Regions from separate parts of the Homo sapiens genome. Here all the other regions are linked to region 5. The links are chromatin contacts, found by Hi-C or POLR2A ChIA-PET in ENCODE. All regions are on one chromosome and are shown on one strand. Each heading gives the region's core, a stretch centred on a gene start or an enhancer-like site at or near the end of the contact. The rest is flanking DNA. Distances are from core to core; before and after follow the strand shown. Region 1 holds the start of VPS13A (vacuolar protein sorting 13 homolog A). Region 2 holds the start of TJP2 (tight junction protein 2). Region 3 holds the start of RFK (riboflavin kinase). Region 4 holds the start of LINC01506 (long intergenic non-protein coding RNA 1506). Region 5 holds the start of ZFAND5 (zinc finger AN1-type containing 5).

Region 1 (2,700 bases), core at 199-2,698, 4.8 Mb before region 5:
ATCATGATACTAGGTCCCCACGGTAGTAACATTCTTTAAAATCAAACTAAACTACCTGTTTACATTATCTCATAAACGAGAAGAGTCAAGGTAAGTATTTTAGAAGAAGACTGGAAGTGTGTGCACAGACAAGAATAAATTACTTTAAATATATATTTAAACACACACACTTCACACACAAAATTAACCCTCACTTTGGCCTGGGAAATTCATTTCACAAAGGAGTCTAATTTCTAGCGGGTGTTTAAAATAAACAAGCGCATAATGCAAAAACAGATGGAAACACTAAAAATGAGGCTCTCACTAAGGCAGAATACCACACTAAACGGACACAAGGAAAGCTCGGTCCTTCACCACCTAGGCAGCGTAGGGCCCTGTTCAGCCCGGTCTTTTGCAGGTCTGAGACGTTGCACCGCACGCCCTGGTTTTTCTTTAAAATTCGGCAATTCACTCTGACCCACATATCCTAAAGTCTTGAAAATGTTACACATTCCTAGGTCAGGCTGTTAACTGCAACCACACAAGCAACTGTTTGAGTTACTTTGCACTTGAGTTTCCTTTTTGTTATCCGCCGAACCCAGGCGAGAGAGAGCCGGCGTCCGGGTCCTAGGGCCGGAAGGGGGAGAGCAGAAAGCACCACGGGTGAAGCCAGGAATTGAGGCTGGGGAAGCAAGGAAGCGGGCGTCCCCGGTCACAGCGCCCTGCCTTCACGTGCGAGGCAGCATGCAACACGCGGGGGATTTCTGGGGCCTTCGTCATAAACCCAGGGGGGCAAAGGACAGGGATGGGACCCAGCCCAGGAAGGCGTCGTCTCGCCTCCTCGCCCCGCGCGGCTAAAGCCGGACCGTGCGGGGCCAGGGGTAGAGAACGGCCCCTCGCCGGGACTTGAACGCCAGACCCACGGAGCCCACGGCAAGTCCGCTCCGCTCGGAAAATATAGACCTTTTCATCCCGCACTCATGACCCTCTCCTTTCCCCCAAAATATAAACAACTCGAGGGCGGAGGCCAGGGAACTGCCGCCCGGCTTTACGTAACTTGACCCACAGGCGGGCGGCGGCAGGTGGCTGCACCCGGCGAGCAAGGTGCTCGAAGCCCCGAGAACGCAGGACGCCGCTCGGGCAGCGAGACGGCCGGGAAGCACGAGAGGCCGGGGAGCGGCGGCGGCGGCCTCCTTACCTTTCCAGATGCCCAGAGAGAGCTGGGACGTGTCCAAGTCCACCACATAGTCCCCCAAGAACCGGTTCAACACGTCCACGACCACCGACTCGAAAACCATGTTCCTCAGCCGTGGTGGGCACGGCAGCCGGCCCGTGCGCTCCTCCTCCCGCCGCCTTCCCCACGCCCCTCCCTCGAGGTAATTCGGTTCACCGGCTCCGGGGCGGCTTCAGCTGCGGCGCCCCCGCTGGCCCAACGCGCAGCCCTAGCGAGCCCAGCGAGAGACGGAGGCGGTCGCTCTCACGACGCGTGCGCAAGTCTGCGCGCGGCTGGAGGCGGAGCGCGGCGCAGACCTGGGCGCGCAGCCCTGAGAGGGAGGAAAGGCGGCTGCGCGGCCGCGGCTCTGGAGGGTGCCCTTTTCGCGCCGAGCCCGGCTCCTCTTTCCTGTCGGCCCCGCCTCCTCCCCATCGCCTGGCAACGGGACACCGGTCTGGAGCTACCGGATTTTTTCCGACCCCGCCCCCTCCTGCAGATCAGCGTCCCCAGCGGCCCCCCAGGGCGGGGCGGTTACGCCCGACGGGAACGCCCCTCCCCCTAGAAGGTGGTGGCCGCTTCCACGCGTATGACAGGGCTCGCCCCTGAGTAAGGGTGGGCGGATCCCAGCCCCGTCGCCAGAAGCTTCAAGGGGGCTGTCCCAGGGAGCATCTCCCCTCATCATTACAGGGTGGGAGGGTCCAGCCAGCCTGGGTGTCTTGGTGCCTGTAACCTCCCCGCCTGGTCCTCCGACCGCCTGGCTCTCAGGAGGAGTTAACTTCCTGCTGCGAGTCGAGGATGGAGTTACATAGTCCCTGCCCTGCATCTGAGATGAGCACCCATTTTTGGTCAAGTCATTTATACGGAGCTGTCTTTCATTCCAAAGAGTAACACGCTTCCCTGCAGATAAGAGTTGGAGTCAGCCGGTCTGGAAACTGCTGAACACCCTCCAAGAAATACTGGGAGTGCTGGACCCTTGACCCCTATGCCTCCACCGAACCACTGACCTAAAATAAATTACAATTACAGATCTTTCGACCTGTTTGGTCTTACTTAGAAGTAATCCCAAAGGCCTGAGGTCACAGAGATGCTAAATGTGAGGTTTAGAGAACTGTAATTAATCATCTGCAGGACCGAAAAAGTGTACATTGAGCGTTTTCTCTTTACACGTTAAATGAATAATGATGGATTTCTATTAATTCCTGTGTCATTTTACTACTTTTTGTGCATAGTCACCGACTTTTCAAAATTAAATGTTTAGGGTGTGCCTTTGCAAGTAGAATGCCTGACAAAAACTGTAAGTTTTTACCTGAGTTTATGAATGTTTTTCATATAATTTTATATTTGAAGGACCTTTATGAGGTCTCCAACCTCCTAGTCTTAAATATAATGAAGCTGAAGTGTTAGGGATGTGTGCAAGGTCATACAACCAATGTTCTGTGGAAGAACTGGAACTTGGCCCTTCTGATTGGCTACCACCCCACCTGCTTCTCTCTCATTCAGCTAACAGT
Region 2 (2,700 bases), core at 122-2,621, 3.2 Mb after region 5:
CAGAGCCACGCTCTTGCTCATCTGCGTAATCCCCACACTGAAGTGGAGTTGTTCATGAAAACTTACTAAATAATCAAATTTCATCCTCTCAAGCAGGATATGCAGTGGTACTTTGCTACAAATACATTTACCACTACGAATTTCTCACTTCAAGCGATCTCCTGCCCAGGTGTGTGCTCTCAGAAAATTACATCTCTTTCTGAATTACGCTGGCAAAGGTGGACCTGTTTTCCCAAAAGGACCGTCAGCACACCCAGCACAGACCACCTGGGGAGCTGAAGAAAACGACCTCCCTCCCTCCTCCCCGCTGGGATTCCCCGGGCTGAGAGCGTGAGTGAGAAGCGCAAGGCAGTTTCTATCATGGGATGACTCTCCGCTGGGAACTTCAGGGAAACCACAACCATCATTACTCAGGCCAGACAGCTGCCAGAAAAGCAGCCTAGCCTAAGAACTGAAGCTGAAATAGAGGTGGGAGGCTGTATTCCATTACTAAGCGCGGGAGCACTCACTCCCAAGTTTGTCCACATTTCAAGAATGTTAAAACCCTGTGGTAGAAATCCCTGATTATTTATAACTTAAACTACCGTGTAAAAGCAGAAACTTGACAAATGAAGACATAAAAAGAACTGGTGACAGGTAGGCTAGTACTAGAATACAAAGCATTCATCACACTCCTCTTTTGTGGGTCCTTCCAAACCTCCATCCCCATTCCCTACTGGAAAAAAAAAAAAAAAAAAACAACTTTTACTTCTATTACAGACGCAGCTGATTGAAAGGGAAAAGGGATTCTGCTCTGTGATGAGTTTTCAGTTTCTCTCACGTACACAAGCCTGTAACTTTGCATCAATACCGAGTGTGGTTTGAAATAGAGAAGGAAAACACAAAGACATGCAAGCGACACAACAGACACGAGATGCCTCCAAGCCAGCAGAAATCCAGGACACCGGGTTCAAGACAGTGTCCCCTACTCGCGCCTTAATCTCCAGCCCAAGTGACTTCAGAGTAAAGGTTCCAGGAGCCCCGGAGGCCACGAGTCATCAGCCCGGACGGTGAAACCTACCCCTCCCCTGCGTCCCACGTCCGGATGGGAGAATCCCAGCTTCCTACGGCGCATCGGGGAACAACTTCAGAGCAGCACGCGAGCAGAGCCCCCAGCGCTCCCACGCTCACGCTCACGACCCTCCTCCCAACCGCGCGGCACAAGGAGGCACTTACGCGGAGCCAACCTGACAGCTCCCGCCGGGGTGGAAACCCGCGGTCTCCTCGCACCGGCATTTCGGACACAGGTCCCGCGTAGGCGCGCAGCTCCGGACCCCGCTTCTGCTTCTGCTCCTGCTCCTACTCCTCCTGGGCACCACCGGACAGTGCTCTGACCCGCAGCCCAACCGCCGGGGTGCCGACCCGCGGGGACCCACCCCTTTGTCCCTCCTCCCGCGGCGGCGGCGGCGTCAGCCCGCCCCCGACCCGAGCGTGGCGCCTCCGCGCTGGCCGCCCGGCCCGGGAAACTGTCAAATTGGCCGCTACCACCCACGCGCCTGCCGGGGAAGGGCTCGCCGGCGCCGCGCCTTCGAGGCTCCTGCGGCGAACCGCGTCACGCGCGACTCCTGGCCGGGGGCGGGAGGCGGCGGCGGCGGCAGGAGAAGCCCAAGGCCCGAGCGGCCCGCAGCCCCCACGCCTGCACCCCTCCACCCCCGCCAGCCCGATGGTTCGCTCCGCGGCGTGCACTGGAGCAAGCAGGTCCCGCTCCGAGCGCGCGCGCTCTGGGAAGTGCTGCAAGTTTGGAGACCTGGAGTGAGCTCCGGGCGCTGCTGGCCCGACTGTCCGCGGTGTTTCCCCGGTGAGGTCGCGGGGGCATCCTGTAGGAAGACTTTTTGGCGAGGTTCGCAGGGCCTCACACAGGCAGCTTCAGTTCTCCTACGAAGAGTCGAACTGGGAAAACCTCAAAGTTTTAGGTCCTGTCTAGAGGCCTGCCCGGCTAACCAACACATACACGGCCTTGTACCCCACATTTCTCAGCCCAACAACTGCCTACCCGAATTCCGAGGGTTATAAGATGTTCGTATTAAATATTAAAACAGGACTTTTCAGGACAATATATTCCAGGTTATCTCTTTGGCACATTTCCAACAACTCCAATAAAGAGATTGAAACTCCTCTCCCATCATCAGCTTATAAAAGGTTGCCAGTAGGTCACAAGTGCTTATCTGACAGGATTCATCTAATGCAATTCAGTGTGCTTATTCCTTTCGAAGTCCTCCATGTGCAAAGAATTGTGCAGTGACGTTAAGTGTCTTTATTTTAAGAGCATATAAATTAATTTGGAGAATCCAAACAGGTACCGATTAAAAATATAACCTTGGGTTTGAAATCTTAAAAAACCATCTTGTAAGAGAATAGTTTTGCCTGCCCTGCTCTTCCCTTAATTGGAAAGCAAAACTCGTCCTAGGCTCACAAGTAGAAGGTAAAAGGTGTGGTCTGTCCCAGAGGAGATGCAGATGCTGGGCTCTCTCCCTGAAAAGTTGCTTCACTTCCTGCCTGATCAAAACAAGTCTAGAAGTTTCGTGGAAAAACAAGTCCAGTAGATGCCTCTCCAGAAGTGTTATGCTTCTGGACTCCTTTGGAGTAACTAAGTCCACGCCTCTGGATAAAAAGCACTGTGAGTAACGTTTCCCACTTTGCCTCGAGTCTCCGGACTTAGAC
Region 3 (2,700 bases), core at 188-2,687, 4.0 Mb before region 5:
GAGAGAATCCTGTACACACCTTGCTAAAATAACTCTTAAGCCTCTCCAGATAACTTAATTGCTTTTCACAACTTGCTATTACTACTCTTACTACCGGTATTACTATTATCGTTATTCTCATTATTCTTTGTTTAATTCCGTATAGATAAGTAACTGACCATAATTGCTTCTTTGGGTCCTTCTCTCCCTTCCCTTCCCTTTTCTTCCCTTTCACTTTCCCTTCCCCTTTCCTTTCCCTTCCCTCCCTTCCTTCTTCTTCTCTAGTTCTTTTAAGGGGTGAGGGTGTCTCACTGTGTCGCCCAGTCTGGAGTGCAGTGGCGTTATCATAGCTCAGTGCAGCCTCGACCTCCTGGGCTCAATCAATCCTCCCGCGTCGGCCTCTCAAACTACTGGGAATACAGGCGTGAGCCACCAAGCCTGGCCTAGAACATAAATTTAATATCAGGTAAATCTTATCAGAGATGCATACATGTAAGGTAGAAAGAGACTACACGGTCTGCACAGAATTTTATACAAATGTATAGAGCAAAAAAGAAAAAAATTAAACTTCTCTGGATTCCATTGATTAAAAATTTAAAAAAATAAATAAAAAACTTCTTTGTCTTCGAGACGTTAAGAGGATGCACCTTCTTATAACCTTGCACCCTGCATATCCTGTGAGTGAGCCCAGAGCTACTTCCCTAGGAGCGTGCGTATTTACAGTTCCGAGGGTACGAAGGCCTCTATCTGCATTGCAGTAGAGGGACGGCCTGTTATCGGGCTTGTGAAATTGTCAAGAAGACAGCCTGGAGGGGACAGTCACCGCCCATGTCGGTAACCTTCCACTAGTCTCTGGGGTTAACAGCGTCACAGACAGGGACTTCTCCCTTGGAGCTTACATTCGAATATATTAATAACTCCAGAACGTGGTCAGTGGTCCTGGAGGACGACCGCTTCTGGTAGGGCGGCCAGGAAAAGCCTCTGTGAAGAGGCGATCTTTGAGCTGAATTTTGGAGCTTTAATAAATACTTAAAGAGCGAACGGAACGAGCGATGCCTGACGTTCAACCCAGCGGTTGCCAAGGAGCTAAAGAGCGTCTCACTTTGGCTTCCGGATTGTTATGAACAGGAGGAAGGAGAAAAAAAAACCAGAATTGTTCGAGAATTGTGCTTTCGCGGCTCTCAGGCTGAAAACGGGGTTTCCACATTAGTTCCCATCGCCAGGGGCTGAAACGAAGCCCGGGATCCAGACATTAGGCGCCTGGGGCGGGAGCCTGCAGCGGGAGCTTGCGGCGGGAGCCGGGCGAGGCAGCGGCGGGGCGGGGCCATGATGGGGCGGGGCTACGGAAGCCGAGCGGGCTCGAGGCGTTCGGCTGAGGAAGGGAGCGCACGCCGGCGGCGCGGAGGCCGGCTCTGCGCTTCGGGCCGCCCCCTCCCCCCACCCCGCTCACACCCGGCACTTACTTCGGCTGTCTCCGCTGCCCTCCAGCGGAGACGCAGCTCCTCAGGCGCCCGGCGGTATTTGTTGGGTCGGCGGCGTCAGGGATTCGCAGTGGCCTGTGGTCGGCGTCGTCCGGCCACTGGTGCGCCCCCGCGGCAGGCAGAGCTCACGCTCCTGTCCCCCGGCTGGTCCGGGGTCTGGGCGCCGCGTCGACGGCGGCTCCGCAGGACGCGCAGACCGGGCCGCAGCCCATTCCCCGAGCGGACTGCATTATGAGGCACCTGCCTTACTTCTGCCGGGGTCAAGTGGTGCGGGGCTTCGGCCGCGGCTCCAAGCAGCTGGGCATCCCCACAGGTGAGAGCAGGGCGGCCAGAGTCCCCCGGGCCGGGTCACGTGGGGAGCGGGGAGAGACGGCAGCCGGGGACTTGGGACCGGGGCGTGGGGCCTCCGGACCGCGGGCAGAGAGCACACCCTTCCTCCTCCCGCATCCCCTTGTCTGTGGCGGAGGACCGTTGGCTCGGTTGAGGGAGCTTGTCCCTGCTTCTGGCTCCGAGCTCCGCGGGGACGGGGTTGAGGGGTGGTGAGGGCCGGAAGCCCGAGATGAATCGCAGGATTCCCCGTTCACGCCTCCTTGGCCAGCCAAGGTACAGTTGGTCAAGCATTGCGCTTGTCTTGCCCATTAGAGACGTAACGTGGGCCAGAACGGCTGAACTCGCAAGCCGGGTCTAAGGTGGTTTTGTTTTTAATTTGTAATTATGTAATGTCCAAATGATAACATAGGTAGTTGAATGAGAGTCAGCTAACCTTCTTGGTCTGTCTACATTAATTTCAATAATCGAGACCTGACTGTAATTCATCCTTAGAAATACATGCCAGAGCTGCGTCTTGACTTGTTAAGTCAGCCTTGAGCTTGTGTATTTGAAAAATAAGAAGCTTTGGCCGGGCGTGGTGGCTCACGCCTGTAATCCCAGCACTTTGGGAGGCCGAGGCGGGCGGATCATCTGAGCTCAGGAGTTCGAGATCAGCCTGGCCAACATGGTAAAACCCCGTCTCTGCTAAAAATACAAAAATTAGCTGGGCATGGTGGCGCGTGCCTGTCATCCCAGCTACTCGGGAACCTGAGGCAGGAGAATCGCTTGAACCCAGGAGACGGAGGCTGCAGTGAGGCGAGATCGTGCCACTGCCCTCCAGCCTGGGCGACAGAGTGAGACACCGTCTCAAAAAAAAAAAAAAAAGAAAGAAACTTTTCAGGTGATTCAGTACCTGGTTAGGAAAGAACAG
Region 4 (2,700 bases), core at 201-2,700, 3.8 Mb after region 5:
ACCCCAAGCACCAGTTAATACCAGAGGAATTTGAAGCCAGTAGTGCACTGAAGGGAACCATAATAACAACAAAACCCAAACTCAGCCCAAATCTTGACTAGATTTGCTCAACTCCCTACACCGAGAGGTGAGCAATGGCAGAGTTGTGCCCATGTTCAGGCATGGCATATCTACTGTTTATCTCAGTCTCTACTATCCTACACACAGTACCTAGCAGTCAATAAAAAATTACAAGGAAAAAAAAGTAAGAGAAAAAAAGGTCTTGGACCCAGTGGTTTTATGAGGGAGTTCTACTAAATCTTTGAGCAACACATATTTTGCTATCACTTAAGTTATTCAAGAGTATTAAAACTAGGAAGTGGAGAAAAGGGAAACAGAATATTACAGAGAATTTCATAAAGTGGGCACAGAAACTGCTTCCTATTTACAAGTCCCTGCCCATCATGCCAGGTGGTGTCAATGCAGGCAGTCAGATTCTGCCCTGGCTTGAGGCTTCTGCTCTGATCCAAAGTGGCCATGGAAGTGTGGTCTTTTCAGTTTTCCAAGGATCCCCAAAGAAATTAAATTTGTTCTGGCTTATTTGTGGATTAAATTGACCTCCCTCTAGAACAAAATTTATCTTTCTGTTTGGCCAATAGACAGGACCAAATTTCCTCACCACAACTTTATTTACAGAAACAGGCTGCTGCCCCATGAGCCATATTCTGCCAATTAGATTTTTTAAAACATTGCTGGAAAATATGATTTTTCTTGATTACTAAGTTCCACCCTCCCCACCCCCTATAACCCCCAACAAATTTTGCACTTTAGGCAACTGCCCCATAGTTCCACCTAGTCCTGGTCTCCACAGAGTCCCCTGGCCCAGAGACCCACTAGGTTCCACCCAGGGTGAGTGGGGCCTCACGTGCTGCTCTCACATCAGCTTACCTTACTGTGCCATGCACTTTGTGAGAAGCTGTTCTTTGCCAACCAAAAAAAAGCCTTCATATAAATCTTCTCCTGAGTGGGGGAAGAGGAGGGAGGGTGGACAGTTTCAAAAGCAAAGAAAACAAGAATGGAAAAGAGGAGGAAGTGGCCAGTGCTCAGTGAACCCTCAAGTGTGAAAGGCTAATCCAGAAATCACTCAGTAATCACCACCGTGAAATCAGGCAGGGCTGACATCTCTTGCTACGCCTATGCGCCCCTTCCCTGCCTCCCACAAAGCCTCACTTCCTAAACCAAAGTGACCTTCTGAAATCTGGCCAGTCTGCCTCAGCTCTTGGCCCCATGTCCCTCCTATGCAACAGCTTCTACACACCATTAGTTTCCTTCCAAAGTCCCCACTGACTTCTCATTCACAGCAATGCTCTTCCTGTTTTCGAAACAAGGGTATTGGCCCATGTGCCTGGTAAACAGAAACTAGAGTGCATAGGGCTGTGAGAAGTTCTAAGGCATTTGTGTATTGCACCGGAGACTGAAAGAAGGGTGAGGTTTTGGGGGCTCTGATGTGCAAGGTAAGGCACTCAGTGTTCAGAACAATCCTCATGGATCTGTCATGCTCAAAGGAACAGTGTTGAAAGAGTGATTATGGTTTAAGATAATTTGGCTGTCAACCAAATAACATGTTGTTGCTTACTGCTATGTCAGACACTTCTGCTGATTGGTGAATTTTTTTTTTAATTTATTTTTATTTTTTTATTTTTCGAGATGGAGTCTCTCTTAGTCGCCCAGGCTAGAGTGCAGTAGTGCGATCTTGGCTCACTGCAAGCTCCGCCTCCCGGGTTCAAGCCATTCTCCTGCCTCAGCCTGCTGAGTAGCTGGGACTACAGGTGCCCACCACCACGCCCGGCTAATGTTTTTTGTATTTTTAGTAGAGATGGGGTTTCACCATGTTAGCCAGGGTGGTCTCTATCTCCTGACCTCGTGATCTGCCCATCTCGGCCTCCCAAAGTGCTGGGATTACAGGCATGAGCCACCGCACCCGGCCTGATGGGTGAATTTTTAAGAGGAAGAATAATAAGCAAATAGACTAGTTTAAAAGCAAGGTATCATTTCCTTGGTGGATCTCTTGAGAAGGAGATGGAAACAGTGATGGGGGACTTTGGCTTGGCCTCCACTGAGTCCCAGAACTTTTCTCTCTAGAGGTGTGAACCATACCCCTCCAGCGTATCCATTTTCCCATCAGTTTCATACTGTCTGTGAACTTTGGTGAATCATCAGTCTCTCTCTTCTGCAGTGTTGCCACCTTTAAATGGCCCCTTACTCTCATAATCAGTGCTGAGTAGTGGCAAGGGGGAGAAAATGGAAAAGTTGGCATGGGAGAGAAGGCAGATCCAGAAGATAGGATACAGCTCAGGTAAAGGGCCAAAGGTCTCCTGAAATGACTCTTCAAGGCAACTTCTTAGTGTTTGACTGCCTCTTTCTTACATTCTTTTTATTTTGCCCCAGCCCTGAGAATGTGGCCTGATTTTCTCTTCTGTTATTACAACTGCTCTTCTGCTTGAGTTTCTTCTACACCTTCAAGATGGCTGAAGAACAAGACGCTTTCTCTCCATGTCTATGCTGTTTCACTGTGAGTAAAGCAAGTGTACATCTGCTTTCATTTCTTTTTTTCAAAAATGTTATTACTACTAGTGAGTGTGGGGAAAGAGGGCATACTGCAACATAAATAGGAGGGAAACTGCAAGTAATAAAAATTGTTTAAAATTACAAGTAATTGGT
Region 5 (2,700 bases), core at 173-2,672:
TGGTCGTGGGACCAGTGACCCAAACTACTTAAATCTCTAATACATTAATTGATCACAGTAATAAACCCGAATTTGTTAAAAAACAAAACAAAAGGTTGTTATGCTCCAGGTACTTTGCTAACTGTGGCGGAGAACTGTTTGATTTGGCAGTGGTGGCTCAAGCTATCAGTATAGCATTCCCCCAAATACAGATTATAAATAAGGACCACCTGAAGCGCAATATGGGCCCCCCCCCACCCCCGCTCCCACCCCGGAACAACCAAAACCATATCCAGGGGAGATGCGTAGGAATCTTTAATCACCCCAGGTGATTTTTTTTCTGATTACCAACTTTGAGAAACACTGAAGGGACCTCTTCTCCATTCTATATGTGGCTAATATAAACCCTAAACATCATTTCTATGTATTCGTTAGACCGTTGTTTACTAGAAAATTTCAGAAGTCCTTTCCGACTTAGTAATTTTGTTATTTTGAGTTGAACTGAAATTCACTTGGAGCGGTCAGTTGAAAATGTTTTTTGTTTGTGCTCTGAAAAGGTTCCCAGTGTTCCGGGTAAAGTCATCCTTTCACCCATGGGGGACCTGTGCCTCGTGCCTGAACTGCCCGCCTAGTACCTCCCCCCTTGAACTTCCTCTCGCAAGCCTCCTCCTCCCGCTTCATCTGGGCCTCGGGTCTAGCTTGTTTTGTCCCTTCGCGGCTTTTGAGTAGAACATTTGGTGCTTTCCCAGTTCACGACGCTTTGCTGGAATCGTCAATTTCCAGGGATTTCACAGGCTGGCCAAAACAGTTTGTTCAGAACAGCGCCGCCGGGGCATTGGCAGCCCTGGGCGGCCGCGCGTTTCCTCACTCCGCACAACCACCCGTGACCTTGGGCGAGCGAACGCACGCCGCCAGCTGCGTCAGGGCCACGCTCGGGCTGGACTTCGGAGCTCAAAATGGGTGTGGGGAGTGAGGAGGTTTCATAAACAGAAAAGACCTCGAAGCCATAAGGCAATTCTTTTCCTTTTCTGGGGGTGAATCCTTACGATTCTTGGGGGAGGGAATGTCTGCCCAGGGCTGGAGACAAAGCGTGAGAACTAGGATGGCGAAAAACGGGTTTGAATGAGAAAATCCGAAGGAGGGAGGCTGAGGGCGGACAATTGGGTTAAAAATAGAAACGCATCCTCCACAGGACTCGCTCTTCCCAGCTCCACCCTAGGGGCCGACTGCCAGGCCAGTGGCTGGGCTCCGCGAGAAGGCACAGCAACCCGTCTCGGCCCCGCCTCCTGGACCTACTGACAGGGCACCGGGGGCGTGGCCTTGGGCCCGCGACGTCACCGCGCTCCCCGCCGCCGCCGCCGCCGCCGGGGTTTTCGCTGACGCACGGGTCCCGCCCCCTCCCCCTCTTTTCCCTCACAGCCCGGGCGCCGGGCGGCGAGTGCGTTAGTCGGCCGGGACGCGGAGCTGTGTGCATCTCCTACGCGGGCTCGCTCGCTCCCGGGAGCCGCGCAGCTTCCCCGGCGGTGGCAGGAGCGGCGAAGAGCGCCATCAGCGGGCCCTTACGGCCCCAGGCCTCGCGGCGCGCGGTCCGCTCGCCCTCCTCGTCCGCCCAACCTGCGGCCTGTGGAGGCGTGAGGCGACGACAGGCGAGCGCCTCGAGCAGCGTTAGCCGCTGCGGCCGCCGGTCCTCCCTCCACCTCCTCCTCGGCCCCCCCTCGCTTCCCTCCTCCCACTTCCCGAGCTCCGGCGTGTCCCGGCCACGCTCGACGCTGCTGCAGGAACAAAGGAAGACCCCGCGGCGGCGGCGGCGCCACCTCCGCCTGCTGCTCCGACCCGCTCCCGGCCCGCGGCGGCGGCACCAGGGCGCCCGGCTCAGCCTTCCCGGAGGCCTCGGCCCGGCCTCATCGTGCCGGCTTCGCGCGCGAACCCGGCTTTCGCATTTGGGACCCTGCAGGGTGAGTGATACGGGGCTGCGGGTGGGAGCCGGGCTCCTTGTTGCCGGGCCGGGGGCGGGAGTGAAGGGACCGGGGCGCCGCGGGCCAATGGCGAAGCCGGAGCAGGCCGCGGATGGCGGCGTCCGGGGGAGGGGAGCCCGCCCGCCAGCCCAGGAAGCACAAAGACGGAGGCGTCATCCTGTCGTCGTGGCCCGAGACCTGGCTCCCGGCGTCCCTGGCTCGCTCCACAGCACGGTCGGGAAACAATGCACGGCGTGCCGCCTCTGCGGGGCCGGCCTCTAGGCCGCTCGCCTCCGCGGCGGCGCCCGGCGTGGGCACCACGACCCAGAGAAACAAAGAGGCCGAGGCGGCGGCCGCGCCCCCTGCCCGTTGCAGCCCCCCCTAGCTCTCCCCTAAGAGGAGCCGTTCGGGGTCGGGGGTCGGGGGTCGGGGATCCGCGTGGGGCCTGCAGGCGAAGGGCTGGCCGGGCCTGCTGAGCTGCTGTTCTGCATGACTCAGTGGTTTTCGGAGAGGGCCCTGTTGGGCTTTATTGAGTGAGGCCTTTGCTTAGAGGGGGATGGGGTATCAGTGGGACCCGAACTTGTTCCAAAATCCATTGGAACATGGGGCCGGGGGTTCTCGGCGTCGTCTTTTGGGCTTCTCGACGTCGCTGCGTTTTTATCCTGAGATCCGTTTTCATGGAGGAAATGGAACACCTCCTTTGTTTGGTGCATTTAGGCTGATGAATGTGAAATTTTTTGCTCGCTTTCCACGCACTCCGTGGAGG

The links. Hi-C counts contacts between places; a loop is a spot of excess contacts on that map. ChIA-PET counts read pairs that join two places held with the same protein, here RNA polymerase II (POLR2A). Pooled maps may share reads with other maps.
Region 1: a loop to region 5 is called in a map of B cell, with 27 times the contacts of the local background. The contact joins the promoter of VPS13A here to the promoter of ZFAND5 in region 5. A Hi-C loop is called at or near these places in 4 of 168 maps with a recorded cell type or tissue (B cell, CD8-positive, alpha-beta T cell and naive thymus-derived CD4-positive, alpha-beta T cell), 1 of 37 single-sample maps with no recorded cell type and 15 of 50 pooled maps.
Region 2: a pooled map shows a loop between it and region 5 (6-fold over the local background). The contact joins the promoter of TJP2 here to the promoter of ZFAND5 in region 5. A Hi-C loop is called at or near these places in 2 of 168 maps with a recorded cell type or tissue (IMR-90 and ascending aorta) and 9 of 50 pooled maps.
Region 3: a loop to region 5 is called in a map of CD8-positive, alpha-beta T cell, with 30 times the contacts of the local background. The contact joins the promoter of RFK here to the promoter of ZFAND5 in region 5. A Hi-C loop is called at or near these places in 4 of 168 maps with a recorded cell type or tissue (CD4-positive, alpha-beta T cell, CD8-positive, alpha-beta T cell and naive thymus-derived CD4-positive, alpha-beta T cell), 1 of 37 single-sample maps with no recorded cell type and 14 of 50 pooled maps. POLR2A ChIA-PET finds 5 or more read pairs at or near these places in 1 of 52 experiments (activated B cell).
Region 4: a map with no recorded cell type shows a loop between it and region 5 (7-fold over the local background). The contact joins the promoter of LINC01506 here to the promoter of ZFAND5 in region 5. A Hi-C loop is called at or near these places in 1 of 37 single-sample maps with no recorded cell type and 1 of 50 pooled maps. POLR2A ChIA-PET finds 5 or more read pairs at or near these places in 1 of 52 experiments (GM12878).

What each region holds. Positions count from the first base shown.
Region 1 is chr9:77,176,282-77,178,981 of GRCh38, reverse strand. It overlaps VPS13A (vacuolar protein sorting 13 homolog A), which reads right to left and starts at 1,448. Exons shown (of 72, transcript NM_033305.3): 1 at 1,178-1,448. The coding sequence starts at 1,277. It overlaps VPS13A-AS1 (VPS13A antisense RNA 1), which reads left to right and starts at 1,065. Exons shown (of 2, transcript NR_026668.2): 1 at 1,065-1,355; 2 at 2,076-2,226. RefSeq lists silencers at 283-452, 1,435-1,729, 1,491-1,820 and an enhancer at 1,435-1,729.
Region 2 is chr9:69,172,948-69,175,647 of GRCh38, reverse strand. It overlaps TJP2 (tight junction protein 2), which reads right to left and starts at 1,371. Exons shown (of 23, transcript NM_004817.4): 1 at 1,216-1,371. The coding sequence starts at 1,275. RefSeq lists an enhancer at 273-462 and a silencer at 1,353-1,782.
Region 3 is chr9:76,393,163-76,395,862 of GRCh38, reverse strand. It overlaps RFK (riboflavin kinase), which reads left to right and starts at 1,437. Exons shown (of 4, transcript NM_018339.6): 1 at 1,437-1,773. The coding sequence starts at 1,692. It also overlaps a transcript of GCNT1 not described here. RefSeq lists enhancers at 779-1,018, 1,196-1,490, 1,353-2,166 and silencers at 1,299-1,358, 1,379-1,458, 1,499-1,988.
Region 4 is chr9:68,545,352-68,548,051 of GRCh38, reverse strand. LINC01506 (long intergenic non-protein coding RNA 1506) reads left to right here and starts at 1,450. Exons shown (of 4, transcript NR_109769.1): 1 at 1,450-1,493; 2 at 2,216-2,335; 3 at 2,428-2,551. The region is part of intron 2 of TMEM252-DT (TMEM252 divergent transcript); the gene reads right to left.
Region 5 is chr9:72,363,930-72,366,629 of GRCh38, reverse strand. It overlaps ZFAND5 (zinc finger AN1-type containing 5), which reads left to right and starts at 1,422. Exons shown (of 7, transcript NM_001102420.3): 1 at 1,422-1,934. RefSeq lists silencers at 1,184-1,563, 1,574-2,403 and enhancers at 1,011-1,715, 1,716-2,419.